Linked DNA regions of Homo sapiens: regions 1, 2, 4, 5, 6 and 7 are each linked to region 3. Evidence: chromatin loops called from intact Hi-C (ENCODE). Cell type or tissue: A673. All regions are shown on one strand. Region 1 has its middle 620 kb from the start of DIAPH3-AS1. Region 2 overlaps DIAPH3 (diaphanous related formin 3). Region 3 holds the start of LOC105370228 (a long non-coding RNA gene). Region 4 overlaps DIAPH3 (diaphanous related formin 3). Region 5 holds the start of DIAPH3 (diaphanous related formin 3). Region 6 overlaps DIAPH3 (diaphanous related formin 3). Region 7 overlaps DIAPH3 (diaphanous related formin 3).

Region 1 (4,000 bases), 940 kb before region 3:
TCGTCTTCAGGTCTTGCAGCCATGGATATCAGCACTTGATCCAGTGAAGGTAGCAGGGAAGTGGAGTGGACTCTGTGAGGGTCCTTGGCTGTGTTTTTGTTTAGTGTGCTGGTTTTGTGTTGGTTGACCTCCAGCCAGGAGGTAGCACTTTCAAGATCACATCAGCTGTGGTCCCATAGGAAGGATGCAAACTTGCCCTAAGGACACCTGGTTAAGTATTCAGGCTTCTCAGGCGGTGGGCAGGGTCATAGAGCACCCAAGAGATTATGACCTTTGTCTTCAGCTACCAAGGTGGGTACAGAAAGACCATCAGGTCGGGGCAGGTTTAGCCATGTCTGAGCTCAGTCTCTCCTCGGGCAAGGCTTGCTGCGGCTGCTATGGGTGATGGAGGTGTGGTTCTCAGGCCAATGGAGTTATATTCTCAGGGCTATTATGGCTGCCTCTTCTGAGTCATACAGGTCACCAGAGAAAGCCAGCAGTCACAGGCCTCACCTCCTCCCCACGCAGCCCAAAAGCCTAAAGGCCAGTCTCACTCCCACTGTGCCCCCACAACAGCACCGAGTCTACTTCCTGGCAGCAGGTGACCATGTCTGAGAACTTGCTCCAGACCACCAGCCTTCTTGCTGAGAAAGCAAGCAGACTCACAGTTTTTCAGCATCTCAGGGAGTCTGAAGCAGTGATCTAGTTCCCTCAAAGGGTCTTTGGATTCTCTCTGCTTTACTGGTATGTTCCTATGGTAGTTATTGGAGCAAAAGTTCATGACGTGAGTCTCTACATGCTGCTCTGTCCATCCGAGCAGGAGCTACAAGCTAGTCCTGCCTCCTATCTGCCACCTTAACCTGTATCCAGCACTGGTATATTTATTACACAATATTTGTGGAGCATGCACAGGGTTGCTACAAAGTCCTCACATGTAATTGTAGATGTTTTTTGTATGGGCACTTCTATTCTCAACGCAAGTTTTAATTTTCCCCATGTTCTTCTATACGTACTCTCCCATGCTGATAGTTGAAATTTACTAAAGCAATCCCTGATAGTGATTTTTAAGCAATTTGATGAAGCTGAAAATCATGAGTCAAACCCAAGTAACACTTTTGTTCCTAGGCCATAGAATCAGAAAAACTTGGGTTTCAATCATGATCTATCAACCATACTAGATATTCTTCTGCCTGACTCCTGTTTCCACATCTGCAAAATGGGTAGAATAATATCTACCTACCATTTTAGTACTGTTGTGAAGATTAAATAAGATGGGCCGTAACTTTGTCTAGCTCATAGAAAGAACTCATGAAATAATGCTGTTGATAGCATTATTATTATTTATCACTAGCTTCTAGATTTTCTCAAGATATAAGTCTTCCTTTGGGAAGAGGCTCTGACCTCATTGTTTGTCTCAATTATGTTCTGTCCCAGAATGTCCATGACTGAGTGTCTTCTCGTCACTTCACTCTAGTCATGACACTCATCCTACCAACTAGTGAATATGCATGTCTGCCCCGTTATTAGACTATTGTCTCAGCATCAAACTCATTTTTCTATATTCCCTTTGGTAATGCTAGGGCTGAGACTCTTATTTTTCTTTTGCCAGAGGTTCTGTTAGGCATTGTCACTAGAGGGCACCAGAGGGAGACAGCTAGGCTAAAGGCAGGGACCACAAACACTTCCTGTTTGTGTCTTGCTCCTGTCTTGGTTTTCTGTTCTTATTTTAGTTTCCTGTTCCTATGTCACTCTAGCAACCCTTACACTGGTTTGTTCCAGTAGAATAGCTGATTCCAGTTTGCAATTTTTCCAACGCTTAAAGACCAGCCTCATCTCACCTCTCTGGTTCACCAGCTCTGCAGAGCCTCTCTTCCAAGTCACTAAGTGTTAATAATTTCAACTTCTTCCCTCATCCTCCAGGCCTAGGGTTATACTTAGTGTTCTCTTTTTGCCTTTTCATTTCTTTAATTCCTAGTTAAAAATCTTTATTTTAAACTCCTTCTATTAAAATAACAGGTGTGTATTTTATGTCCTGGCTGTACTCTGACGGACACAGATGAGCTGTATATCCTCCTTAGACTCTTCTTTAGACTCTATGCCAAGATCCCCTGGGGATAATCTTATATCCTAAGCTAAGTCAGTTCTTCACCATCCCATTATATATAGGCATTTCTCAAATATTTTCAGCCTCTGTGATTGTTAAGGCTAACTTAGCTCTCTAAGAAACTCTTGTCCCCACATCTAGCCACCACATTCATGTCTGCTGGCCCCTTAGAGAACAGACAGGTTTGCTCTACCTGATTGCCTCCAGTCATTTCCCTTTAAATCTTACCTCCCAGTGAGATCACCTATAAAAGGCTCCTGACTCAAGTTAGGAACATAGCCAATTGTTGAAACTGTTGAAGGTAGTAGAGAAAGGTAGACAAACCTGTGCTTCTCATGCCTATATCACTTATTTTACTTCTCTTCCATTTATCCCATCTCCAGGCCACTATAAAGAATCCATCAGTATTTTTCTCAAACATCATTTTCATCTTAGTTCTCCCTTCCTCAAGAATGTACAATGATTCCCTATTGCCCATCAGATCAAGTCTAACCACTGACAGACCCTGGGTATCATTAGGATGGCTTCAATCAATTAAACTGACAACATTCTATAGTCTTAGACTGATTTTTCCATTTTGTACTTCTTGCTTTAGTAACAAATTCAAATTCTTCCAGCTTTCTCTGTGTGTGTGTGTGTGTGTGTGTGTGTGCATCTGTGTGTAGAAGGAACTAGTGGAACTAGTAACAGCCTATAGGAATAGACCTACTAGGAGGATAAGATGCCTGGGAAGCTGGTCTACAGTTTAGCCAGGCTCACAGCTAACATGCAGGAGTACAGTACACTAGGGATAGGTGAATAGGGAGCCAGAGACTCCATAAAACTTGGCAAAAACCAAGAAGGAATCCCTTTAGAAATGAAAAAGCTTCTTGGGCAGGCTTGAAGCACTTCTTATCCCAGTTACATGCTGCCAGGGTCCACCAGGCATCCTCAGGGGGATCTGAAGTCCAGGAAATCATCATTCTTCAACCCTGAGGGTTGCTGTACCTCCACAATAAGAGGCCATCTGTGTACAATAAATACTATCTTTTACCTGCATTAAAGCTACTTGTGTACTTTGTCTATTTCCATCAGCCAAATATTATCACCCTTTGACAGCCACAAGTATCTGCCAGGTAAATTTCCACAGAAGGACTTCTTTAAAAATGTTTATTGTATAAAGAACTATCAACTAATCAATGATTATCTTTCATAATTAAACAGCTATCATCTTTAGTTGATTCTATGGTCGTTCCTCTGATTTTATTATATGTTGCCTACAAGGAAAATGGTCTGTGCCTAATTTATACGATTTGAAAAGATAGTTCATGCTGTGTGATTTTGTATGATTTATATGATTTATATGATTTTATAAGATATATGATTTTATATGATTCTATATGATTTATATGATTCTAAATAGCCGGGTGAAAATAGAAAATTGAGCCAAATGTCTGCAGTTTTTGTCTACATGGTATCAAACACCTAGATATTTAAAAATACCTGGATCATTGACATACCTTATAGATCAGCCTAAGAAGAAAAGTTAAAATGTGTAAAGCATATGTTTTTAGTGTTCTTACTGAATTTTTACTTGGCTAATAATGATTTTGCTTAAATGTTAAATTTTATGTTTGAGTTTTTTCCTTATAAAGATGACTTAGTACTAAATTATCCTTATTTTGATGTGCCTGTCATGACTTTTAAATATATTTACTGTCATTCATTTCATTTCAATGTTTCTTCTAAGTTACACTCTTGCCATTTACTCTATTTTAGCTCTATCATGATTAGGATATGGCATGATGCCATTTTTTTTTCATTCTTTCTTCAGGATTTATGCCAATATAGCTAGATTTCTCACTTAATGGTAAACTTCTCTGATTTCAGGAATCTAAAAAAAATACTGAGGGCAAAATGAGAGACATAATCAAAAGA
Region 2 (4,000 bases), 650 kb before region 3:
TATTCATTAGAGAATTCAGTCCTGGGATACATTTGTGTTTATAACTGTTTTATAACAAAATAATTTTATGTATGACTATATACATAGAAATGTTCCTTTACTTCTCCCTGGCCTATTACTACATATATACTACATTAGCCATATCTAAACATAGCAATATGTTCAAGTAGTAAGAAATCTAATTCATATCCATCTAATTGTGACCTAACTTGATAGAACATAAGCTCTATGAAGGCAGGTATCTTGTTTTATTCACTGGTGTATTCCCAAGCCCTAGCACAGTGCCCACCTCATAACAAGTTCTTGATAATTTATTTCCTGAGTGACTAAACCCAAGCATGGCATGATTTTATTACCTTGCTTCACTTAATGTTTTAAACTAAACCTTAAAAAAAAAGGGAACACTTTGGAGTAATATTACCCAGATACAGCTGATGACATAACATTTTGCTTTATTGTACATTTTTTTGTGCTTTTGGGTCCCTTGAGGACTCAACATTGAGACTAGAACGGTACTGTCCAATAGAAATTTAATGAGAATCACAAAAATGGGCTATACATGCAAGGTAAAAATTTCTAGAAGCCACATTAAACATTGAAAAAAAAAGGTGAAATTAGTTTTAATAATATATTTTATTTAATCCAATGTCAAATATTATCACTTTGACATATATATAGCAAAAATATATTAATGATATCTTTGGCATTTTTTTGTACTAAGCCTTCAAAATCAAATGTGTATTTCATACTTACAGCAGATCTCTATTCAGACCAGCCACATTTCAGGAGCTTAAGAGCCACACCTGGCTATTGTCTACTGTACTGGACAGCACAGATCTAGAACCTGGAGTTTTTCACAGTGCTATTACCTATACATTATGTATTTAGAGTTGAATATGTATATATTATAAACAAGTGAAAATGAATTGTTCCAATATTTAGCATTTTATTGTGATTTTGTTTCATATAAAGAGGAAGGAGCAGTTATATATTTCTAGGTAAGTTGGATTTAGGTAGCTTCTGTGAATGGCAAAATAGACAAAGGCTAAAGATTAAAAATATACTCACAAAATCTGAATGCTAATAATGCAAGCCTACTGTTGCTACTGTCTATGTTTTGGCATCTGTTTATCCAGCCATCTAGGCATGGGGAGACTGGGTTACCGTTCAGAGACTCTTCTACTTTTGCTTACTAGTTCTGTACATGTTTTAGTAAATCCATGAAAATTAGGAGGATCTAACTTATTAAATCTAATTCTCCTTCCTTTCAAAATGAGAGTGACCTTTATGCTATTCTCCTATTCGTATTGGATCAGGACCTATGTGGGGGTTAGGTTCACAGTGTTGCCATTATTAGAAGCTGACGGACTGGCCTTTTTTTATTGTTCTATTCATAGCACAGCAGCATTATCTTGTACTAGATTGATGGTACCAAGCTTCATTATGAAATCTTAAACTATTTCTAAAATTTTAGTTTCATGTATTTCTAGAAAATGAGTGAAAAAAAGAAATCTGGCATAAGTCATAGGCATTACCTTAAAGAGAGTACTCAGGCTAGTACACTACTGCCTCCTACTGTCAGTTTGAGGAAAGTGAGAGAGCCCTACTCATCCTTATTTCTATTTACAGGTTTACAGACAAGTGGCTTTCTTCCTTCAAAGGACAATTTTGTGCAGATAACCTAGGAAGAAATATTGATGTTCTCTGAATTTCCCTGAATTCTTCCCTTGCTTAGACTGCTAGATCTGTGAAAAAAAATCCAGCAAACACCGTGAGCATGGATCTTTTTCCATTCCGAAAAAGAAATTGGTTTTAAAGGTAATTCAGAAAACATCTGTTCGTTTAAATTCTATTTCACATTATTTTGTTGTTAAATTTTTCATTTTTCTCTTCTTCCCACTTTCCCTACAGGACCTCACATCACATCTCTAAGAAAAAGAAAGAGAAACAAAACTCTATATTATTTTTAAATCTTTTAGCAGCCTTCTCCTAAATAAAAATATTAACAAGTATGACATGAGTTAATATAGCAGGAAACATAACAATTCATTAAATACAGATAAATGTTTAAAAGCTGTAAGTTATCTAAAATATGAAGGGAGTACATGACTACATGACAACTCAGGATAAATAGAAACTACTTATTTCTATAACTAGCATATTTGGATCAATGATTTGGGTGCTGGTTGTAGAGTCCTCTGCAATCAAACTGCAGTTTCAATTCTGATGGTTTTTGCCGAGTCAAAGAATATGAACCTTTATTTTAAAGATGAGATTTTTGATCAGCAAAATAAGTCAAGCAAAGAGGACCTTTCTCAGAAGCTGCTCCCTTTTAATGAGGAAAATAGTAAAAGGAATAGGTCAATGTCACTTCAGTTATTTTTTTGCAAATAAAACACCAAAGTTTGATTCCTATGAAACCCCAGGCTGCACTGAGGTCTCTGTAAAATTGGTTTCTGTAAACAACTCATTTTTAACACAGCATTGGCAGAGCTTGTGCTTCCTGAGACTGTGGACACACCATCAGATTGGGCCACACAATCCCCCTCTTTCCCTTTACTGCTGTAGATTCTTGCCTCAGGCTTCTCTTGTCAGCAGGGACTGTTTCCTCAAAGACCTGCTTCCAGTCTGTCTTCTCGGGGCTTTGGGCTTTGGAGCACCTCCTGTCTCTATGGTAACACAAAACACAAAGACTAGAAATGTACCATACAGAGGGCAGAAAAGAAAGAAATTAGAGTATAGTACTCCTGGTAAGCTAAAGAAGGTTCTGACAGCAGGAAAATGGACAAGGAGGACAAGATACAGTAACTGTTAGTTGTTCCATTTCACATACATCCTCTTAAAAGAGCTATAAGTGTTAGCACAGAAGCCTTAAAGTATGTGGAACTTTATAATCCATGTGGTATTTGAAATTAAAAAAATATTGGAGACCCATATTGGCCATAAATACTTGGCAATTCATTAAGTTACTGAGAGAAATAAGAATTCTCGGTGGAGACACAATGCACAAAAAGAATAAATTACATCAAGTATTACGGTATGGTTTATGTTAAAGACAAAGAAAAATATGTTACTATCAAATGGCAGAATGTTCTCTTTTTTATTTTTCAACTCTAAATACAAATTTTCCTACTTTATTTCAATCTGGGGCATCATAGTAAATGTAGCATCTGTTAGTTCAGTGGTTCAAAATAATCAGAAGGTTTATGTCCTCAAACTGTTGGTCAGTTCCATTTGGTTTCTTGGTCACAAGCAGCACCCTGAACTCAGAAGTGTTGTCTCAAAAACATGGTGGAGTATATGAGGAAGAGTAATGCTGTCAATTTAAACCCCAAAATATTTAAGAAACACACACACCTACACATTAGGAAAGATATATTATTCATATAGATATCTAATAAAAACATACATTGTCATACATATGTATCCTATCAGGATTTTAAAAATATTTCATGCAAGCCTATGACGTGTTGTTGAATATCAGTGTTGAGAGCTTGTTATGAACTTTAGAATGCCTATTAAAAAAATGCTGTAGAGATTGCTTGGCTGCTGGGCCTCAGGGCAGAATCTGCTGACACATTGCAAGCATTTAAACTCATAGATTAACGAAGTTGGTTCTGACCTCTGTTCCTTGAGGTAGTTAGTACCCCAACAATTAGACCAGCAGAACTTCAGGGATGCTAATCATACACTTACTTGCAGAACCCTGTTATTAGGATCTAAGAAGACTTCTTTCCTTAGTCTTTTTTTTTTTTTTAACTCAATCAATGAAAATGCAGCTATAAGCTATAGCCACTAGAGGTCAGACGGCTACACCTGTCACCAATCATTAAATTTGATGGGGCATTATAGTTCCCTGAATAACTTTTGGTGACTTAAAAAATATAGAACAGAGTACACTCATTTACAACTATTATGGTAAAATAATAATATGTTTATTAATTAATTATTCTATTTCTAAAGGTCTTAGATTTTGCAATGGTACTACTTTTCTCTATTG
Region 3 (4,000 bases):
ACATGATTTTTTTAAAACAAATTCCTCTGTAGCTATTTCTATGTGCCTGTCACTGTTAGAAGACATGAGCTATTACTTAATCTTCCTATTCACTCTGAGATAGCTACTATTATTATCTTGTTACAGATGAAGAAACCACAGGAACAGAAACTCAGAATAGAAAATCTATATCAATTTTTACACATGAAAATAGAACCTGACCCCTACCACCTGACAGAAGTTTTATATTTGGGGTATTGTATGATGGAAAAAAAAACCCAGAAAATGGGGTCTCTTACTGTGTAAAGAAGTGTAATGCTCCCAGAAGAAGAGAGTTCCACAGGGAGAGAACTGAGTAAGGAGACCTGACTTCCTCTGTGTGCAGGAAAGGCAGCTATGAAGGAAGACTGACCTCTTTGTGAAGGTAGGTATTTTGTTATCAAAAGGTGTCTTTCCTTTTGATAACAAAATAAAAAATTTATGTTAGCTAGAAACTTATCCTTTACTCTGCTAGTGCTCTACTAGAGCAATCTACATTTAGCTGTGTGTGATGTGCTTGTTTAAAGAGACCAAAGGAACATGGTGCCCTCAGGGAAGACGGCATCAGCTTCTTGAGTGGACCGTGGGTCACAGTTCCACGAGGTGATTAGCAGTGCTGTTTGGCAGTCTTAGAGGAGTATTCCAAAGAAATGTAAGACCAAACCTGGCAACCCTTATAGATTGGAGAATGCTTCCCTGAAAGGGGAAAAGAGGAAACTAGGAAACATTTGCATTTCATAATACACATGAATTGTTCGTAACATATAAGCATGATTTCATAGATAATCTTAAAAATAATCCAGTAATAATATGACACCGTGATAGCATTGTAAGTTAAAAAAAAAAAAATCACAAATCCGCTGGTAGCCTAACACCAACGAAACGTGGACAAATAACTTTTTGTTGAGAGTTACTCCTTTATCAGTAGCAACATTGTTGAGCTCTATTTGGAACCACAATGTATACATGAAGTAAAGTCTATTATTTGGAAATTTATAGATCAAATGAAAATAAGCCTACACTATAAGTTTAACCAAAGAATGCAAAATAAACTAGATTAATAATGATGAAGTGAACAGTCCTATATAATTAAAGAGTAAGACTAGTAGTGAAGAAAATTATGACTAACCCAACATAATACTGTTGATACACTGATGATAAAGGGTACTTTCAAAAAGCAGAAAGAATTTCAAGTATCTGCAATGTATAAATAGTGAGCAGTTTGCAAATTTGTTTAAAAGCCAGTAGAATGTTAATTTAGAGTCCCTAGTAAATTCCAAAATAAGTTTAATTTAATTTATGAATACCACATTGTAGTAATTCTTAGTAACTACTTACAAATTATTAACTCTCTTAGAAATGTTTTGGGCAGCATGTAATAGAAAACTCCAGCTGATATTGACCTAAGCCATAAGAATTCTTACTGTTTATGTAACAAAAGCCTGGAGGCATATGATTTGAGGATTAGATCAGCAGCTCCAGATTTTAGGGTACTTGCTTGATGTCTTTGTGATTATCTTGGACATCCCTGCAGCACCAGGCACCACATTCTCGGGCCTCAAAATTTAAAGACAAGAAGCAAGAGTGAGGCCAGAGTGGTGAGAGAGCTCCTCCCACAGGCCTGTTCCTGTTTATCAGGGAGAGAGAAACCTTTCCTAGAAGCCTGCCCATGAGACCTCTCAGGTCACGTTGGCCAGAACTGGGTCCATGGTCATGCAAGCTACAAGGGAGACCAGGAAAGTAAATATATGGGTTTTGTTTTGTTTTGTTGTTTTTTGTTTTGTTTTGTTTTTTTCCAGCTTCTAGAGAGGGAGAGATGAGCAAGGAAGAAGGAAGTTGGAAATGAGTGTTGGGCATCATTAATAAATGTTGGCCATGTTTTCTGTCTTAGTCTATTTGGGCTGCTATAACAAAATACCTTAGACTGGGTAATTTATAAACAATAAAAATGTATTGCTCACAGTTCTGGAGAATGAGAAGTTCAAGATCAAGGTGCCAGCTGATTTGGTGTCTCGTGAGTACCCATTCCTCAGAGGTGGTGCCTTCTATGTGTCCTCACATGGTAGAAGGGGGAAACGAGCTCTCTTAGGCCTCTTTTTTAAGGGCACTAATCCCACTCATGAGGGTGAATCCCTCTTGAAAAATCACCTCCTACAGGCTGCACATTTTAATTTTGTTGCATTGGGGATTAGGTTTCAACAAATGAATTCTCAGGGTATGGAAACATTTAGACCACAGGATTTTCCAAGTTTAGAAGCTCTTTCTCTGAATTTCTTACAACATGAAGCCAAGACTTCTTACATGGCAGGCCTTTCATGGGCCTATTCTCTAGCCTTCTCCCCACCTTCTCCCATAGACAACTGAGGTTCTGACCATTGTAAATGAATTGCAGTTCCTACACGTCAGCATCTGGACCTATACATTTACATCTTGGCTTTTCTATTCGCCCTTGAAAGAAACAGTCTGTGAAGTATGTTCCAGCCTTCTCTATAACCCCAGGAAAACTCCATTCTTTCCCCAGCATCCTGTATTCTTCTGTATCACTTGATCACATTGTTTTGTGTCTGTTTATTTGTGAGTCTTCCTCGCCAAACTCCAAAGGGGATTTTATTATGCTCACTTTGGGGCAGCACCTTGCACATTGCCAGGCATGGAATTATAGCTTCCTAAAGACTCCTTGAATGAAGGAATGGATGGATGAATATATAAATCTTTGGCCAGGCGCAGTGGCTCACGCCTGTAATCCCAGCACTTTGGGAGGCTGAGGCAGGCGGATCACTTGAGGTCAGGAGTTCAAGACCAGCCTGGCCAACATGGTGAAACCCCATCTCTACTAAAAATACAAAAATTAGCCGGGCCTGGTGGCACGTGCCTGTAATCCCAACCACTTGGGAGGCTGAGACAGGGGAATCGCTTGAACCTGGGAGTCTGAGGTTGCAGTGAGCCAAGATCGCACCACTGCACTCCAGCCTGGGCGACAGAGCAAGACTCCGTCTCAAAAAAAAAAAAAAAAATAGAAAGGAAAGGAGGGAGGGAAGGAAGGAAGGAAGATATAAATCTTTGGATTTAGTCCTTGCTGTCCTGTGTATGAATGTCCTGATATGAGCATAATTTTCTTTTTTTCTGCAGTTTTGCTCTCCTGCATATTTTCCCCTGGACACCCATCTTATCTGTGGAGCACAGCACCAACGGGCTGCTCCTTCTCTGGGCTGCTGATTTGTCCATTGTCAGTCCTCTGCAGGCTGCCTCCTAAGCCTCAGGTGCAGTCTGACACCTTGCTGCATTTCCTCTCTGCATTTACAGAGGATCTCCTCTGCGTTTTCTGCCTGTGATGCTACAGGGCAGCTCAATCTCAACAAGGCCCTGTCTGCTGCCTCCAAAAAGCCCTGTCCACTAAAGTAAGCCCGTTTCTTACCTCATCACTTTGTTACTAACTGTCTTTACTGATCACATTTTTCTCATTATATCTTCTAATAGGAGAGAATATTTTTCTTTATCAGAAAACGTTGTGTTATAAAAGAATAGAACTGATTTCCTATTTGAAGATTTTCACCACACCCAAAAGAGAAAACAAGAGAACACACAGTTTCTAAGGTTCTCCCTGGTTTCCTTACTTGCCTGGTCCCATTATGCCTGAGGAGGAGGGGTGGAAGGAGAGAGTTCAGCAGGAAACATTTCACTCTTTCCTGCCTCTTATTTATTTATAATTTTGAGAGTGCTCTGTCTCCAGGAGGGAAGTAATGCTTCTCTTCTCAAATTTCTCACTGACTTTCAAATGGGCTTAAATACTGATTTCTTTAGACTTCTGACCTAATGTATTCTACACAATATGAATCTGAGGTTCGATTTCTAGGTGGGTGGGTAAGAGGTGGAAAGGGTTTGTACTCAGAGCTCAGAACTGAGAACAAGTTGAAAGATTTGCCAATGTACAGGGGAACAAAAAGTGTGCAGAGGTCTCAGGAGTGCAGGCTTCTCTGCTACA
Region 4 (4,000 bases), 420 kb before region 3:
GAGCAACTGAAGGAATTTAGAGTCAGTGAAACATATTTAGGGGCATTTCATTCTCCATTTTACATCTTTACAAGATCCTCTATTTAATCAAATTAAAGAATTAACCAACTGCTATTTTCCATGCACCTGTCATGTACAAAGGACCAATGCGTCCCTAAAAAAAAATCACATCTCTATCGTTAAGTGAGTTATGCAGATCTTCATTTTAATTCACTTTTAAAACCAAACTTCAAAGATGCAAGATACAGCAGACGTCATAAATAAAAATAAAAAGACAAGTAAGAGGCAGTGAGAAAAATTGCAAATATTTACAAGAGTAGCGCTATAGAACATATAAGGAGCTCTTACAAGCTACAAGGCAATAAAATAGGAAAATAAACAATATTAATAGGCAATTCTAAGAAAAAATATAAACAACCAATAAATACATAATAACTGCTTCGATCTCATTTAATAACCAAGAAATATGAAATAAGTAAAATAAAAGTCACCAACTAAAAAAGAAAAACAATATTAATGATTATGCAAGGAAAAGAATCCTCACTTATATTATTCATAAAAGTGTAAGTTTGGCCAGGCACGGTGGCTCATGCCTGTAATCCCAGCAGTTTGGGAGGCCGAGACGGGCAGATCACGAGGTCAGGAGATCGAGATCATCCTGGCTAAAATGGTGAAACCCCGTCTCTACTAAAAACACAAAAAAATTAGCCGGGCGTGGTGGCGGGCGCCTATAGTCCCAGCTACTCGGGAGGCTGAGGCAGGAGAATGGCGTGAACCCGGGAGCCGGAGCTTGCAGTGAGTTGAGATCGCGCCACTGCACTCCAGCCTGGGCGACAGAGCGAGACTCTGTCTCAAAAAAAAAAAAAAAAAAAAAAAAAAAAGTGTAAGTTCACATGCCTTCTGGAAGGACAATTTGACAGTAACTAGCAAGATTAAAAAGGCCTTTCAATTTAGCAATTCAAAGACTAAGTATGATTGTGAGATGATTTACATCTCTTCACTCTCAATTTATTTAATCCTCAGAACAATACAATGTAGGTAGGCACTATTACTGTCCCTGTTATAGGCAAAATAACGGTCCCTCAAAGATATCCATGTCCTAATACCCAAAACTTTTGAATGTGTTGCTTTACATAGCAAAAGAGACTTTGCAGATGTCATTAAGGATCTTGAGATGGGGAAGATTATCTTGGATTATCTGGGAAGGCCCAATATAATCACAGGGTCCTTATAAGAGGGAAGCAGGAGGGTCAGAGAAGGGGTTGTGATGCCAAAAATAGAAGTCAGAGCAATGCTGAACCATGAGCCAAGAAATGCTAGCAGCTTCTCAAAGCTGGAAAAGGCAAGGAAATAAATTTTTCCCCTAGAGCCCTCAGAAGGAATGCACCCAAGCTAAACCATTTTGGACTATTGATCTCCAGAATTGTAAGATCATAAACTTGTGTTGTTTTAAGCCACCAAGTTTGTGGTAATTTGTTATAGCAGCAACAGGAAACTAATATAGTCCTACTTCATAAATAAGAAAATGGAGGTATCAAAAAATGAGTAACTTCCAAAGATCATATAGCTAGGAAGAGGTACAGCTAGAATTTAAACCCAGACAATGTGCAATACTAATGCACTGCCTTCAAATACAAAGATGTATACAGAATTATTTTTTAAAAAACCTGAGGCACGGAGAGAAACTACAACTAAGTGTCCTTCATTAAGAGAATGATTAAAAGGAAAAATCATAATATGGGCTATGAAATAAAATGCACGAATTTAAAAACAGTACAACATGAAAAACATATTCAAAATATATGACACAGCCAAAAAGTTTCAGAACAATGGATTTTTTAAAATGTTCACGTGAACATGCATACATTGGTAAATACACAGAAATGGAATTAGAAGTACAACAGATTGTTAAAAATGATCATTTGTGTGGAATGAAAAGAGGTAGTGGGATACGGGGGACATCTACATTGTATTCAATATTTCTATGTTATTTGAATGTTTTACAACAAGAATATATGATGTATTTTAAAGCGAGGGATTTTTAATGCAGGGAGATATGCACGAATTTCCTACAACATTTTTCATTAAAAAGGCCTCAGCTGCACAAAGTTTAAAAGCCCTGCCCTACAGTGACACCAAATGGTGGTAGATCAAAATACAGCACACAAACAGGACATTTGTTCGATTCAATCTTCCTATAAATGTTTGATTTCTTTGAAGAACAGGAAGCTTAACAGAATTAAATAACGTGGAGACAAATACTCAAAAACCTAGAATTTTTAATCAAAGAAAGTCTAGTACACCAAGCTTCAACTGCAAATTTTTAGGCCTCTTTCCAAACTTCAGCTAATCTTCTGATCCCACTGAATATTTACATAAATCATTTCTCACAGTTAAAGCATGCCACTGTGAACACAGTGATTTTACCTAATAGCTTATTGATCAAAGAAAGCCTACAAATACAAGAAATGCAGTCATAAAACTAAAGTCAGGCTCTACTCCATCGGAATCAACCCTTGGTAAGTAGGTAATATTTTGGAAAGATGGACGAGAAGGTGTTGGGGATAAACAGGGATGGAAAGAATCCAAGAAGAGACACAAGCAATGACTCCAATTAATGACAAAGTATATTTTCATTTGTTAATCTAGTGATAGAAAATTAAGCTGAGTAAAAGAGGAGGCTATTGCCTCTCAAATATACACCAATTTCTCCACAAGAAAATTTTGTCCTGGACTGTCCAGGGAAAAGAATATTTCAAATTAAGCACATCAGTCAGTATTCAGTGTCCTCTGCCCAGAACCTAAACCAACAAAAACAGCATGTAAATGGCCTTATTCATTACAAGCCACTATAAAAAGATACAGAGATAGACCACCTCTCAGGGCACTCCTCTAAAACACCATTTGGCCAGGATCCTTAGTCTTTTAGCATTAAATGAGAGTTTATTGGATTTTTGATGTGTTACTTTTCATATACCAAAATCTCCTAGAAAACACAGGACATATAAATATATGATCATCTACAAAAAAAAGTCAATAATATAATTAAGCTCTAAGGCCTTGAAATCATATAACTGGATTTCAATCCTAATAGGTACAAGCCAACTTACGACCACATGTTACCAGCACTACTTTACCCCACTCATGGATAATCAGCTCTAGAACACCTTGAGAGCTATCCTGATCAAATGAGTGCATGTCCAGTGACAAGAACCACAAGGAGATCAGTTCAAGAAGGTAACTTAAGTTTCTGAATTACTATATAAGTGACAGATGAACAACTAAGAACTGAGTACCACAAAAAGTATCCATGTCTACTACATATACATTTATGACTTAATTAGAAAGAGAGGTAATATCAGCATTAAATAATTTTGCTTCCAATTTCAACAGAGACATAAATATGAACATGAAAGTCTATATTACAGAAAATGTGAAAAATTAGGCACATCACATGGTTTAGTGGTTAGAAGTTTCAAGGATATACAATTTAATAGAAATTGACATAATTCCCACAGTAAATTTGTATACCATACTCTACAGGATATAGAGCCCTAGAAAACTGTATCTAAGTGATACATGATAAAAGTAAGACATATGGCCGGGTGCAGTGGCTCACACCTGTAATCCCAGCACTTTGGGAGATCGAGGTGGGCAGATCACAAGGTCAAGAGATCAAGACCATCCTGGCCAACATAGTGAAACCCCATGTCTACTAAAAATACAAAAAGTTGGCTGGGCTTGGTGTTGTGCACCAAGCTGTAGTTCCAGCTACTAAGGTAGCTGAGGCAGGGGAATCGCTTGAACCCAGGAGGCGGTTGCAGTGAGCCGAGATCGTGCCACTGTACTCCAGCCTGGTGACAGAGCTAGACTCTGTCTCAAAAAAAAAAAAAAAAAAAAAAAAAGTAAGACATTTCCAGTATACAAACTATTTCTGATATATGCTAATTGACCTTAATTGACATTGGTTACTAATATTTTAGATGTCTTACTTTTACAC
Region 5 (4,000 bases), 170 kb before region 3:
TACTAATTTAGATCCTGTTTTCATGACCTCCTTGCTGGGAATGAGTCACAGAAAATAACACCTCCTGTATTCTGGACCACAGAAGTTAAAACAAAATAAAATAAGATTATTAACCCAGAGAGTAGACTATAAAAGGAAGAAAAGTCATTGCCTTAGTGGATTCTTCTCACATTAGGCAAAAATCTTTCATTGGGAAGTTAACTCTGTCCTATTCATTCTTCAGATTTGTCAAGATAATGATCAAGTCCATACTTGATCCTTCTGCAAAATGTCACTATTCCTATGACCATTTTGATACTTAATTTGGCATAATTAATCTATGCTGTTCCTCATTTTCAATTAATCTATGCTGTTTCTCATTTTCAGTATTCTGATATATCTCATGTATCAGAATATGGGCTCTCAGTCTTATTCAACTATTATTTTTAACTAAATGTTATAGTTAGCAACTGGTTCACAAACCATTATTCCCTTAATTTGTGAATCATGACTTAAATTTCTCACAATTTTTACTTGCCCACATAAGGCAAATGCTGTACTCTCTCTCTCTCTCTCTCTCTCTCTCACACACACACACACACACACACACACACACACACAGTTTTTCCATATTCCTAAGGAAAATGGTGGAGTGGTCAATGTGAAATTTCAATTCTGTTGGACTCATCCCAAATCTATCAACCCTCTATGTGATTTATTTACACACACAAACCCCAAAATAATCATCACTGCCTATACTTTCACTAGTTGACACCAACGAAAAGACAAGGTGTTAATCATGACACTTTCCTTAAGTGTTAAACACAAGCAAACCAGAATAGCAAGTTTCAAATATTTAGAATTCTTTCCAAGCTAAGCAAAACATTCTTTAGCAGTGACCACACCACCCGCCAAGTTCTAAAACTAGCTGTTTCAACTTGGAAAATTATATCTACCTTAAAAGTTCTTATATGTAATTAAAAGTTCTTATTAAAATAATAAGCAGAAAAAAAACCTGTCACCTAAAAGTTCATTTTGATATATCTTATACCCTCTTACACTAGGGAGGAAGGGAGAACTTCGACTTAAAAAATGCAATGTCCACCTAGATGACGTCAATACATATACACGTTTGAACTGCTTTTCACATCAGCGTTAAGAAATTTGGGGGCAACACAAAGATCTGGGCATTTGTCACAGGATCCAACTACAACTAGACCCGGTCGTTGTCAATCTATGATCTTTGGCACCTCTGGATCTCTAGAATAAAACTTGGTCCCCAAGTTCTTGTGGGCCCACCCTCGGCAGTCAGCCCTACGGCGGGGCGGGAGCGGCCCCACCCTAGCTCCAGGCGATACTCACAAACTTGGGGCGCTTCTCCCCAGGCTCCTCGGGGCCACTGGGCGGCGGAGGGTGTTGGGGGCCCTTCCTGCGCGGCATCTTGCTTTCCCGGCAGCCGCGGAGAGAGGCTGAGGAAGGGTAGGGAGTCCCAGCGGCTGAGCCTTGGGCCGGGTGGTGCAGCCGCGGCTGGTGCCGTTCCATCTTTCCCCGCAGCTCCGGGGACCGGAAAGAAGGTGGCCACTCAGCAAGCCGCAAGCTGGAAGCTGAGGGATCGACAACAGGTTTTACTCCCGGGGTCCGCCACCCAAACAGTCAGCACAGCCTAGCCCAACCGCTGAAGTCGGGGCCGCAGCCAACACATCTGAAAACTCCCGCCACCCGTGTTGGCCCGGGACTGGCCAATCCCGCGCCGCCGGATCAATGACACGCTGAGGCACCGCCCCTTCCGGGCACTGCGAAACATGATTGGCCTTGCGGCCTGTCTATGCAGCCGCTCAACCCTTCCGGCGGTCCAGGCCGCTCACCTTAAGGACGCAGAGTGGCGTCAGATTTGGAGAAGCGCCGGGGACCGTGGAGGAAGTCATCGGCCTGGATTTCTTTGGATTTGCAGATAGGGTTCCAGCAGAACTGGAAGGTGGGCGAGACAGGCCCTGCGCCACCATTTGAGCAGCGCTGGGATATAAAACCATCTGCTAGCCCTCTCCTTGCACGTCTGGGGCTGGAAAAAGTAGTTCTGGGACTGGGTACGGTGCTGGAAGGGGTACTAGGCAGGATGAAACGACGGGGCCCACGACGCTCCAAAAGGAAGCCTTCTGGACATATTTCCTGCCTAAGTGCTCGCTCTGGGGTGGCAGAGGGGTCCACCCAAAATCAGACAGAGCTAGGCTAGGCTGAGCCCTTCAGGAGCTCACAGTCTCCTGTAGTTTCCAAACCCTAACACAATTAACCAAGGAATGTAAATGTCTATAGCAGTTGTTTTAGAAGTTCCTTGAGAACAAAAAGGGAAGTTATTAAATCTGAAGGAGTGGATCTGGAAAGGTAAAAGGAAAGCTGCATAGGTTTTCACTAGGCAGGAAACAGTGGCAGGGCATTCATTTAAAAGGCATTCCATTCCAGGCAGGAGCAAGGCCAAGAAAGCATAGAGGTGAAGAAACTTTAAGGTCACATAACAAAGGGCCTTGAACTGAAACCATGCAAAAGAGTTTGTTGTGTAAACCCAAGGTCAAGCTACAAGGCAAACACCGTTTTCTCAACACATCAATATACCCTCTTTAAAAATGAGCTTTTCCTTGGAACTATTCCTTTAAGATATCTGTCTTCTGATTATATGGAGGTGGTGTAGGCCAAGACTCGGAAACATGCAGTATTGATTTTGGTACAAGAAACAACTCTAGGTACTCTGAGGAGTTTGGCACAGAGGTTCAAAAAATGAGCCTTAGTTCTCAGTAAGTCTTCACACTACAGCTTTTCTTTTTTAATATTTGTTTTACTGTGCCAGACTCTACAGCTCTGTCCTCAAAGAGCACATAATCTTTAGGGAAACTTACAGGAGAACAGCAAGGTCAGGAGAACTACAAGTAGTTCCTTATATCTTGATGACAGACCCAGATACAGATTTTATTCCTGCCATTTACTAGCTATTTGATACCGGAGATGACGTTTAACTTTCTTTGCTGCTTCATCTACAAAAGGGGGGTAATTATACTAATACCTATGAAAGAGGGGCATTTTCAGGCCTAAATAACATAGCATATGTAAAGCCCTTAGAGTTTTGTCAATGCTCCTACAGGAATACTGTAGTTGAAGAAGTTGGGATTATTACTCAGGGAGGGAGAACATGCACTATGGGGAGCCATGAAGTGTCTTAGGTAAATGGTATTAGAAAGCACTTAAAGGATTTGGGCTTTGATTAGGTGATTTGGGAAAGACTCCGTGGAAAGAGGTGGGAAGGGTTGCTCAAGATTAAGTGCCTTCAGGAAGTGGAGACAGTTCAGTGATTATCTTATCTAGGAGGATGGCAGGCTAAAAGACAAGCCTAAAGCTGTAACTGACAAGCATTAGTCATCCATATCATGGAGAGAGGGGAATGTTTGATTTTGAAAGACAAAACAAATTAAAGATCTAATTGGCTTTTATTTGCAATTCCAGAATAGGCAAAACTTCATTCTCTAAAATAGAATCTGTTCCAATGAGCTAAGCAGAGGAGGTTGGCTTTATAGGCAGAAAAAAGCTAGAGAACAGAAATAAGGAATGAGAAGCAGATGAGTTGTTTCAAAGTTACTTTCCTTATAGGGTTAAAACAGGGGAACTTTCTTAGCATACCAGCTCAGATAAACTTGGCCCCTTCTGATTGGGTGCTATGAATTTCCTGCTTTTTGGAAAACTGGCTGGTTTCAGAGTTGCTTTTGATTATGTGGCAATACGCATGAGGGACCATTCTGCTTTGGTCTGGTCTGCCGGAGCCTAGTGCAGCAGATTAGTCCAAAACTAAGGTTAGTCTATAATCATTTCCCATGAATTTATTTAACATTGATATTTTCTGATTTGCATACTGACCTTGTTATTGTCTGTGCTTAGACAAAACATGGAAGTGATCTTGTTTTGTCTCACTTCATCATGGTCACAGAGTGACCCTGTCTGATATTGCTGTTCTGTGAGATGCTGTTCATCAGGAGAACAA
Region 6 (4,000 bases), 490 kb before region 3:
AATAAATCACCCAATTGCCCCACTTCCCACTCTTACAACTGGGCCGTGTATTATACAAGTTTACATTTCATCCATTCCAATCTTCTATTTTACTTCCTAGTCGCCACAGTTCAAAGTTCAACATACTAAATTCCTTTATCTGAAAAATGCTGTACATTATGCAGTGTAGAATATAGATATAAGTAAATCTTTCTCTCAATGAATTTACTGGGCTGGCTTTAGCATCTACCCAGTGATTTCAGAAGTTTCTAAAGCATTGCTATATAGAATAACACACAAAAAAAGTGTGAAAATAAAGTGGGATTTCAATGAACAAATTTAAAGAATATAACATGGAAAGGAGTCAAGTAACTTGTCACATAAGTTGTAATAAATACAGAAATATATAAATGTCTAGCAAAATAAGTTTTTCTGAAAGACTCAGGAGAGGGAGTAGGAAGAAAATAGAAAGGCAAGTGCTCAGGCAAGAAGAATTTCAAGTGCAATGCTCCAAATTCTATTTGTTCTTCTCCTTAAAATAAGACATATCACAGAATTTAAAGATCATGAGAAAGGAACAAGCACTACATGACACAAATCCTGGCATATTCTTAATTTTCTCACCGATAAAAATTTAGTAAGTACGTACACCTCACATATAATAGCTTGCATGTAACAATACTGATATACATTGAATTTGGTTTCACATTTTTCAAGCAAGTAGTTACTGTGGAAATATTCAATTCTAATTAAGGCTCTGACTAGACTTAGCAAGTGGGAGGTAATAATTATTACTAAAATGTCAATGATATTTGAAATAATAGTGCATCCTTTTTAAAGGATGCACTAAATTCAATTTTTTAATATTAAGCAGTATATGTAAAGAGTAAGCATACACAGAAAGAATAAAAATACAACATACTATCATCGAGTGCTATTAGTAAAATTTCACATTACAATAAAATTGTATCTTAATAATTTAAAACAATTCAATTAATTGATTTAACAGTTCACTAAATTATAATTATTTAAGTACGTACTTGTAAGATACATTGTTAACAAATTTAAAAATACACATATTCTTCCAGAATTGGTGAATGAACCAAACATTTGATATGTACCTCGATGAATAAGCATTTCAATGAAAAACATGAACAAAGTTTAAGTGGTTAATAACAAACTTTAAGTATATTTTATTCATTGTGCATTTTAGCTTCCAAATTCTTCAATTTTTTAACATCTAAGAAGCTCACAATTTGCCATTTTAATAAGATCTGTATAAATGCATTTAATATGCAAAATCTGACATGTCAGTCCTAATTAATGTAAACAAAGACTCGCAATGAATGAATTTAATTACTTCGAAACTAGTATGTCTAACTAAGATGAAAAGCAAACGAGTGCAATCTAATCTCAGCAAAGAATATTTATGATTATAAGCTTTGTCAATAGCAAAGTGCACCAACTGTTCATATATCTGACTTCCAAGAGATACATGAATGCTAATCAGTTCATTAGAGGCTTCTAGGTTGTGATATTTAATGACAGGATGTAGTAGCTTTCTTGTCCATGGAGTATAATTGTACTCAGAATGAAAAATTGTTTCCAACAAAGCATCATCCTTCCTGTTTCTGATTTCCTGCTGGTTGCTTTTTATGAGCCGCATACCTTTCAAGAAGCCGACATCATTCAGTTTCTTGTGTCATATAAATCCAAGTATAGATATGTCCTGAGATCGTGTGCTAAGCAAGATTCTACAACCTTTACTCCAAGCTCAGGAATTCATCTTGGTTCTATAAACCTGAGCTTCATAATTAGTGCATTCACAGTGTACTACCAGAAGCTACATGCAAGCAAAATCTTTTCTGAACTGCTTTATATCTATAGGGAACAATAATAAGTAGTTCAATTAACAGTACTTAGTTATTAACAAACTGTCACATATGAATATTTTAACATGATAAAATTAAGAAAAAAGCTAAGAATGATGAAACATATAACTGCAATAATATATTTATTTTAGAAAGCACACTTTGTCATATGAGAAGGTAGTACAAAAAAATTTTTGATGAATACAGATTTCACCTTTACTTAAAAAGAAAAAAAAAAAAAAAGCCTTACTCAGTAGGGTGATAAAGGCATCCTCCCTAATGAAATAAGAAACTGGATGGGTGGCAAGATACAAAAGGAAACAAACACGTTAGCCTGAATTGATTGTTGCTGGAGTATATTTTTATGATATTTCCCGACAGAGACAGTGAAGGAAGCTAAAACTCAACTAGTTCACAATTAAGCTGAAAGCATATACAATAAAATCTATGACAAGCCAAATATTAATTTTGTGATTCACTAAATCTCAGGAGAGAAGAGGTAGAAAGAGGAAAAATAGTCATTTTATTTCAAGTACCTCAGTTTAAGATATTAGGAGTGTCTATTTATAAGAGCTCATTTTAGAAGTGAGTTATCTTTCATACAGAATTCATTTGTCCATATGGGATTTTAATAATGCATTGTAGTAATATTTTATTACAACACAAAAGATATCAGTCTGTAATTTCATAAAATGGTTTGCAAAGCAACTCAACATTACTTTCAGGAAATAAAAGTTTATTACTTCAGTTACTCATTAGAGATTAAGCTACAAAGTTAGTGATAATAAAGATAATTGAATACAAAAGAAACCTTAAACAGGACACAAGCCTCATGCTATTAATTATATATGTGTGTGTGTGTGTGTGTGTATGTATATACACACATACATACCGATTTATTTGGGTTAGGAAAATATCAATACAAGTAGTGACTATAATAAACTCCATTTTGATTTTATAACCATCTAGTATTTCTAAAGGAAATATTAAATTTTATGGAGCACAAACTAATTTATAATATATGCCAATTCTTGAAGTTAAGCTGACTAGTTAAACACGTTTATGAAGTCTTGTATCTGCTTCCTCAGACATTTCAAAGGTATCTAAATCACATCATGAGTTTAGAGTCAAACTTCCTCAACCTGAGTTTTAATATCCTTTCAATTCATCATGTACATCAGAAGGAAATAAGGTATATGACAGGGAAAAGATGAGAGAACATACTATTATCTAAGCTGATAAAAAGGAAAAAAATAGAAATTAATGATCATACATTTGTGGGTGGGCGTGGTGGCTCACGCCTATAATCCCAGCACTTTGGGAGGCTGAGGCTGGCAGATCACTTGAGGTCAGGAGGTCGATACCAGTCTGGCGAATATGGTGAAACCCTGTCTCTACTAAAAATACAAAAAAATTAGCTGGGCATGGTGGTGCGTGCCTGTAGGCCCAGCTACTTGAGAGACTGAGGCAGGAGAATTGCTTGAACTTGGGAAGCAGAGGTTGCAGTGAGCCAAGATCATGCCACCGCACTCCAGCCTGGGTTTCAAAAAATAAATAAATAAATAAATAAACAAACAGACAGACAGACAGACATTTGTGTATTATTCATGATTGACAGACACTTTGATAAATTTCCCTGCAAGAAGGCAAAGGTTAAACTTTCTGTAATTTGGCACTACAGAATGATCTCTGGTTACACAAAGACATCTAAAATATTAAATAAATTGTATCTCTAGTTGACTAGTGACTTAAGTTATTTAGCTATCAAAAGGATATGGACATCTTTGTCACAAACTTGTCATGCAAGTCCTCAGGAGGGGGAAAGGTTTCCAATTCCTTCTCAAGCTGTTGAAGCTGCCTTCCCATCTGCCTCAAATTCTTTTCCAGCGTTTCTACAGAGACTAAAAGAGAGTATATTAAATGCCCGGAAAGGACAAAATTATAATATATAAAAGGTAAGACACCCTAGAAACAAAACATTCATGAAAACAACTCACAATAATGTAAGAAAATTCATTATAAAATAAAAATAAATTTCACTTTTAACCTTTCAATTTAAAATCTAGTTATAAAAGAAATTCAGTAAGACAGTCTTTAAAACGTAAGACAAAATTTAAGAAATGCTCACACACACAAATAAACCACACTTC
Region 7 (4,000 bases), 560 kb before region 3:
CTTTCTGATTACTCTCTATCCATTTAACTGGAAAAAAAATCCCACTGTACCACTTATGAAAAGAGAACCACCTAATAAGGATGCAAACAAACTGCAGGCAGATGCAGCATAAGGTGTGGTTCAACAATTCATATCTGTGGAGCCTTTATCACAAAAGTTTTACAGACAGTTCACAGAGTGTACAGTGGAAGAGAAGTCCCTAGGAGAGTAGGAATTAATGTATCCTGAAAAACACCAGTCACTCAGTGGTATACCAGAGGTTACAAAGAAAACAATCAAGAAAAGAAAAAGAAATGAGAAAACCAAAGTCTTCTTTCAACCTTCGTTGTATAGGCTCCACTACTGTGTAATTCCTCCCAACTTCTTGATCTCTTTTCTGCTTCTCCTTCACTTCATTACTCACCTGACTCCATTCCTAAGGTTCAGTCCTTAACTTGCCATTCTCTTGTTTTAAAGATTCTCCTTTAGATAACTCACTTGCTTATGAATTATTAGCAATTCTCTGTGGGGGTGTCTTAACCTAGAGCTCTAGGCTGGGCCTCTTTCCTTTTTGACTTTTTTTTTTCTTCCCCTCTTTGACTTTTCCCCATCCATAGCAGCCGATTCATACTGGCATATAGGTTGCCATGAAGTCCTTTCAATCCCTCCCTCTCACTTACACTTTAGTTCCATACTAACTATGGGGACCTGTCATTTTCATGCTCAAAAACCTCAACAATCCAAATTCCTTGGCCTGGTGTCAGACCCGCAATATACTTCTTCCCCATCTGGTACCTTAAACTGGGCCAGCTGATTTCTTAACACTCAAACACCATACTATGATATTTATTAAAATGCATTAATAAATATTTTAATTATCTTGATTTAAAAGAGGAGATTTTACTATTTTCTGTAGACTACAGAAAATCTTTAGGTTTGGACTGTGTTGAATAAAGAAAATAGATAATGCCCTGTACTCATCAACAAATACATTCTTTTGTTTTAATGTTGCCACACTTTGCTTGACTAAGGGAAAGATATTTAATAAGTAGCCCTCCACTTCTAAGAAGTGAGTAACCAAATCGAAATTGAATCTCCCCTCCCCTACATCTGATCCGACAACTCTTTGAAGCTATGCATAGACCAAACAATCAAATATCTCCTTTTGATGATAGATAACTTCAAGGGAGGAGATGGGAAGCGGTTAACTGTGTTCACAGCTGGAACTTTAGCAACTGGCATATCAAATTATTTGGGTGACATTAAGAGATTTGATTTTACTCCTTAATATGTATTAACAGTTCCATTCAAGTATAAACATAAACATGTCTGTTCATTCAACACATTCTTATAAACACTTACATGCCTGATACCAATCCAACTAAGTATTGGGGTTACAGCAGTCAACAAGACAGATATGCTCCTTTATGCCTTGTCTCCACTCTGATGAAACTCATGAGTACTGTGACAGACACTGAATAAAAACATCTTCAGGGCAGTGTGTATTATAAAATGGGAAGACTAGGGTGTTACTAGAATGTACAGTTCTACAAGGTTCAGACTGGGGTTCAGAAAGGACCTCCTGAAAAATTGCATACATGCTACTACTGCTGCTGCTGCTAGGCTCACTCTTGCCCTTGGGTTTTGGCCTCATTTCTACTCATCTTTCAAGTCTCAGCTTGCATTTCAGATCCTTTCTGGAAGCCAGCTCTAAACTGTCCTCATGAAGTCTGGATCAGTCTTTCTGACTTCCTGGTCTTGCCAAAATTTTTTGTTGCCTCTAACCTGGCATTTACCAAAAGTAGGGCAATTATTACTAGTCTGTCTTTCAACTAGATGGTGCATTCTTGGAAGATATCTATAAATCTTAAGTGCCTAGCAACAGCTTAATAAATTTTGCTGAATAAATAAAGATTTAGCACATACTTCATTTCTGCCTGTGCCTTTACAGCCAAAGCAAAAGATAACAGGTACAACTTGTAACCAAAGTGTTTTTGGTAGAGGTTTGGACCACAGCACAAAGGCTGGATAATTCAGTGCATGAGATGTCTGCTTCTGAAGTCCACTGAAGTTAGAATGCTTGAGGTCAGTTTGCTAAAATACATATAGGGACATTTTAGCCCCAACGTCCAGGAGGATACTTTACCAGAATTTTTTTCTATTCTGAGAGAAAAGATGCTCTCTCTATATATAAAAAGAAACCTAAGAAGTCTGAGACTATAGCTATGATTTAAGAAGGCACAGACAACACACAGACAGCAAAAGATATACAGACAATAAAAAATTAAAATTGCAGCTAATAAACTCAAATTTAGGCTTTGGATATATATTTTTTACCCAAGCTTTCTATAATATTTCTAACACAGCATAGGTTTATTAAAATTAACAAAAATGTTTTAATACTGAGTTTATTAAAATAAATAAAAAGTGGTCATAATTAATTCCAGATTATTTTCATAATCCAAACCTCAGACTAGGAAAACAGTGCTATCTAGTGGCTAAATTTGGGAAGAAGAGATGAGGCACACCAGAGGCTGGAGAACCTCTGAGAGGCTGTGTCTCAATTGTTTAACTTTATGTTACAAGCTAAAAAAATGTATGCATATAAGTCACCAGCTCATGGATGGGAAAGGAATTAGACATGGATTCAAGCAGTTATATTAAGAGTATGGCATGGCAAAGAAAGTAACAACTTGGACTCTGAAGTCGGATAGGCATGCATTCAAAATTTGACTACGTGCCCTTAAACAAGTTATCAGACCTCTTTAATACTTGACTAGTTTCGACTATGAAATGGAGATAAAAATATTGACTCTCTGATAGAAATATTTGAGAAGGTTAAATGGGTAATATGCATAAAATATTCATCATAGTGCTTGGCATTTAGTAAGCCAAATATCTCAGTAAACATTAGCTTATTATTATTAATATTATCATTATTTTACATAGGCTATAAATGAATTTCACATAGCTGTAGAAAATCTTTTAAATCTTTAAAAATAAGTTATGAGATCAATAACAATATATACTTGTAGAAAATATAAATATTAGACATCAATTTTAAGTATATAAAAGCAAATTAAAAAATAAGTTCAATCTTACATTTCAATCACATAGTTCAGTCGTAGGGTTAGTATTTTCAATGAAAAAAAGTAGTTTTTAGAAATAGAAAGATTTCCAATGAACTCCAAAATGTCATCCTATACTAAAAATAATCACTACCCTTTTTGCAATGAAGACATTTTCCTTAACCAAATCCTGCATTTTTGAACATCTAGTCCAATAAATCTACATACACACAATTCTTAAGATAAATTTGGTCATTTGGATTTCTTTCTACTTGGTTAGAAATATGAAGGGAAAACACAACAGAAATATGAATAGAAAATACTTTCTAAAAATGTAGGAATTCATCACATTTATATTAGAACAGAGAATTTGAACTTTGTGATATATCTTGTTCGGCTTGCTGTATAATCTACTAGCTTAATTATCATAACAGCCTTAGAACTTAAGCCAGTACACATTAGCTTTATAAAAATGCAATGCTCATCTGCTATATATATAATAAACAGAAACATTATGATTTATACGTAATTGTATCTGAGCCATTATATCCCAGACACTTTACTAATATTATAGTCACAAGGCTGAGTTCTCCAAGACCAGTGTACAAAGTTATCTGAACTAATTTTCCCCCACATAGTATCTAAAAATATATATTTTAAATTAACTGTAGGATGGTATATGCATATCATTAATCATATCACAATCATTGTGTTTGGCTGTGGCTCTTTTTTAATGACTTAAAGTGGGGGCTGAGTTCATTATGCTGTTACTATTAATAATAAAAAATAACTGAAGTACATATACGAAATCAAAAAAGAAATACAATAGGAATTGGAACCATATTCTTGTCACAGCTGTGTCACTAACCAGCTCTGTACTCTGGAAGTTTTCAGCCTCTCTGGGTTTCTATTTATTCATGGATAATACAAAATCATCCTTAAGATCAGGATAG

Evidence for each region. A loop is a pair of places that touch in the nucleus more often than their neighbours do. Peaks named below come from ENCODE experiments on the same cell type or tissue, not always from the same donor. Only the 100,000 strongest peaks of a DNase experiment are listed, where the experiment ranks them.
Region 1: a loop joins it to region 3, with 5 times the contacts of the local background. A loop is called at or near these places in 23 of 110 quality-filtered maps.
Region 2: a loop joins it to region 3, with 8 times the contacts of the local background. A loop is called at or near these places in 31 of 110 quality-filtered maps.
Region 4: a loop joins it to region 3, with 5 times the contacts of the local background. A loop is called at or near these places in 11 of 110 quality-filtered maps.
Region 5: a loop joins it to region 3, with 4 times the contacts of the local background. A loop is called at or near these places in 4 of 110 quality-filtered maps.
Region 6: a loop joins it to region 3, with 4 times the contacts of the local background. A loop is called at or near these places in 4 of 110 quality-filtered maps.
Region 7: a loop joins it to region 3, with 4 times the contacts of the local background. A loop is called at or near these places in 7 of 110 quality-filtered maps.

Annotation. Positions count from the first base shown.
Region 1 is chr13:59,390,200-59,394,199 of GRCh38, forward strand. No RefSeq gene overlaps it. Among named protein-coding and RNA genes, the nearest start is that of DIAPH3-AS1, 620 kb to the right of the region's middle. RefSeq lists an enhancer at 1,613-1,722. In A673, a CTCF peak has its summit at 1,617 (motif pointing right); DNase peaks (open chromatin) are centred at 1,642 and 2,092; H3K27ac peaks cover 1,005 bases.
Region 2 is chr13:59,676,823-59,680,822 of GRCh38, forward strand. All of the region lies in intron 27 of DIAPH3 (diaphanous related formin 3), which reads right to left. Among named protein-coding and RNA genes, the nearest start is that of DIAPH3-AS1, 330 kb to the right of the region's middle. In A673, CTCF peaks have their summits at 1,589 (motif pointing left), 3,792 (motif pointing right) and 3,992; DNase peaks (open chromatin) are centred at 1,559, 2,639 and 3,809; H3K27ac peaks cover 3,622 bases.
Region 3 is chr13:60,328,166-60,332,165 of GRCh38, forward strand. It overlaps LOC105370228 (a long non-coding RNA gene), which reads left to right and starts at 260. Exons shown (of 3, transcript XR_942002.3): 1 at 260-403. RefSeq lists a silencer at 1,534-1,603. In A673, a CTCF peak has its summit at 1,649; DNase peaks (open chromatin) are centred at 1,586 and 3,716; H3K4me3 peaks cover 418 bases; H3K27ac peaks cover 4,000 bases.
Region 4 is chr13:59,904,490-59,908,489 of GRCh38, forward strand. All of the region lies in intron 20 of DIAPH3 (diaphanous related formin 3), which reads right to left. Among named protein-coding and RNA genes, the nearest start is that of DIAPH3-AS1, 110 kb to the right of the region's middle. In A673, a CTCF peak has its summit at 2,148; a DNase peak (open chromatin) is centred at 2,132; H3K4me3 peaks cover 487 bases; H3K27ac peaks cover 2,858 bases.
Region 5 is chr13:60,162,246-60,166,245 of GRCh38, forward strand. It overlaps DIAPH3 (diaphanous related formin 3), which reads right to left and starts at 1,683. Exons shown (of 28, transcript NM_001042517.2): 1 at 1,342-1,683. The coding sequence starts at 1,521. LOC105370227 (a long non-coding RNA gene) reads left to right here and starts at 1,812. Exons shown (of 2, transcript XR_942001.2): 1 at 1,812-1,954. RefSeq lists enhancers at 2,072-2,121, 3,210-3,504. In A673, no CTCF peak of the experiment used is centred here; a DNase peak (open chromatin) is centred at 1,746; H3K4me3 peaks cover 3,342 bases; H3K27ac peaks cover 4,000 bases.
Region 6 is chr13:59,835,698-59,839,697 of GRCh38, forward strand. It overlaps DIAPH3 (diaphanous related formin 3), which reads right to left. Exons shown (of 28, transcript NM_001042517.2): 23 at 3,627-3,751. Among named protein-coding and RNA genes, the nearest start is that of DIAPH3-AS1, 180 kb to the right of the region's middle. In A673, no CTCF peak of the experiment used is centred here; a DNase peak (open chromatin) is centred at 1,614; H3K4me3 peaks cover 640 bases; H3K27ac peaks cover 3,863 bases.
Region 7 is chr13:59,769,004-59,773,003 of GRCh38, forward strand. The region is part of intron 27 of DIAPH3 (diaphanous related formin 3); the gene reads right to left. Among named protein-coding and RNA genes, the nearest start is that of DIAPH3-AS1, 240 kb to the right of the region's middle. In A673, a CTCF peak has its summit at 2,473 (motif pointing left); a DNase peak (open chromatin) is centred at 2,488; H3K27ac peaks cover 2,744 bases.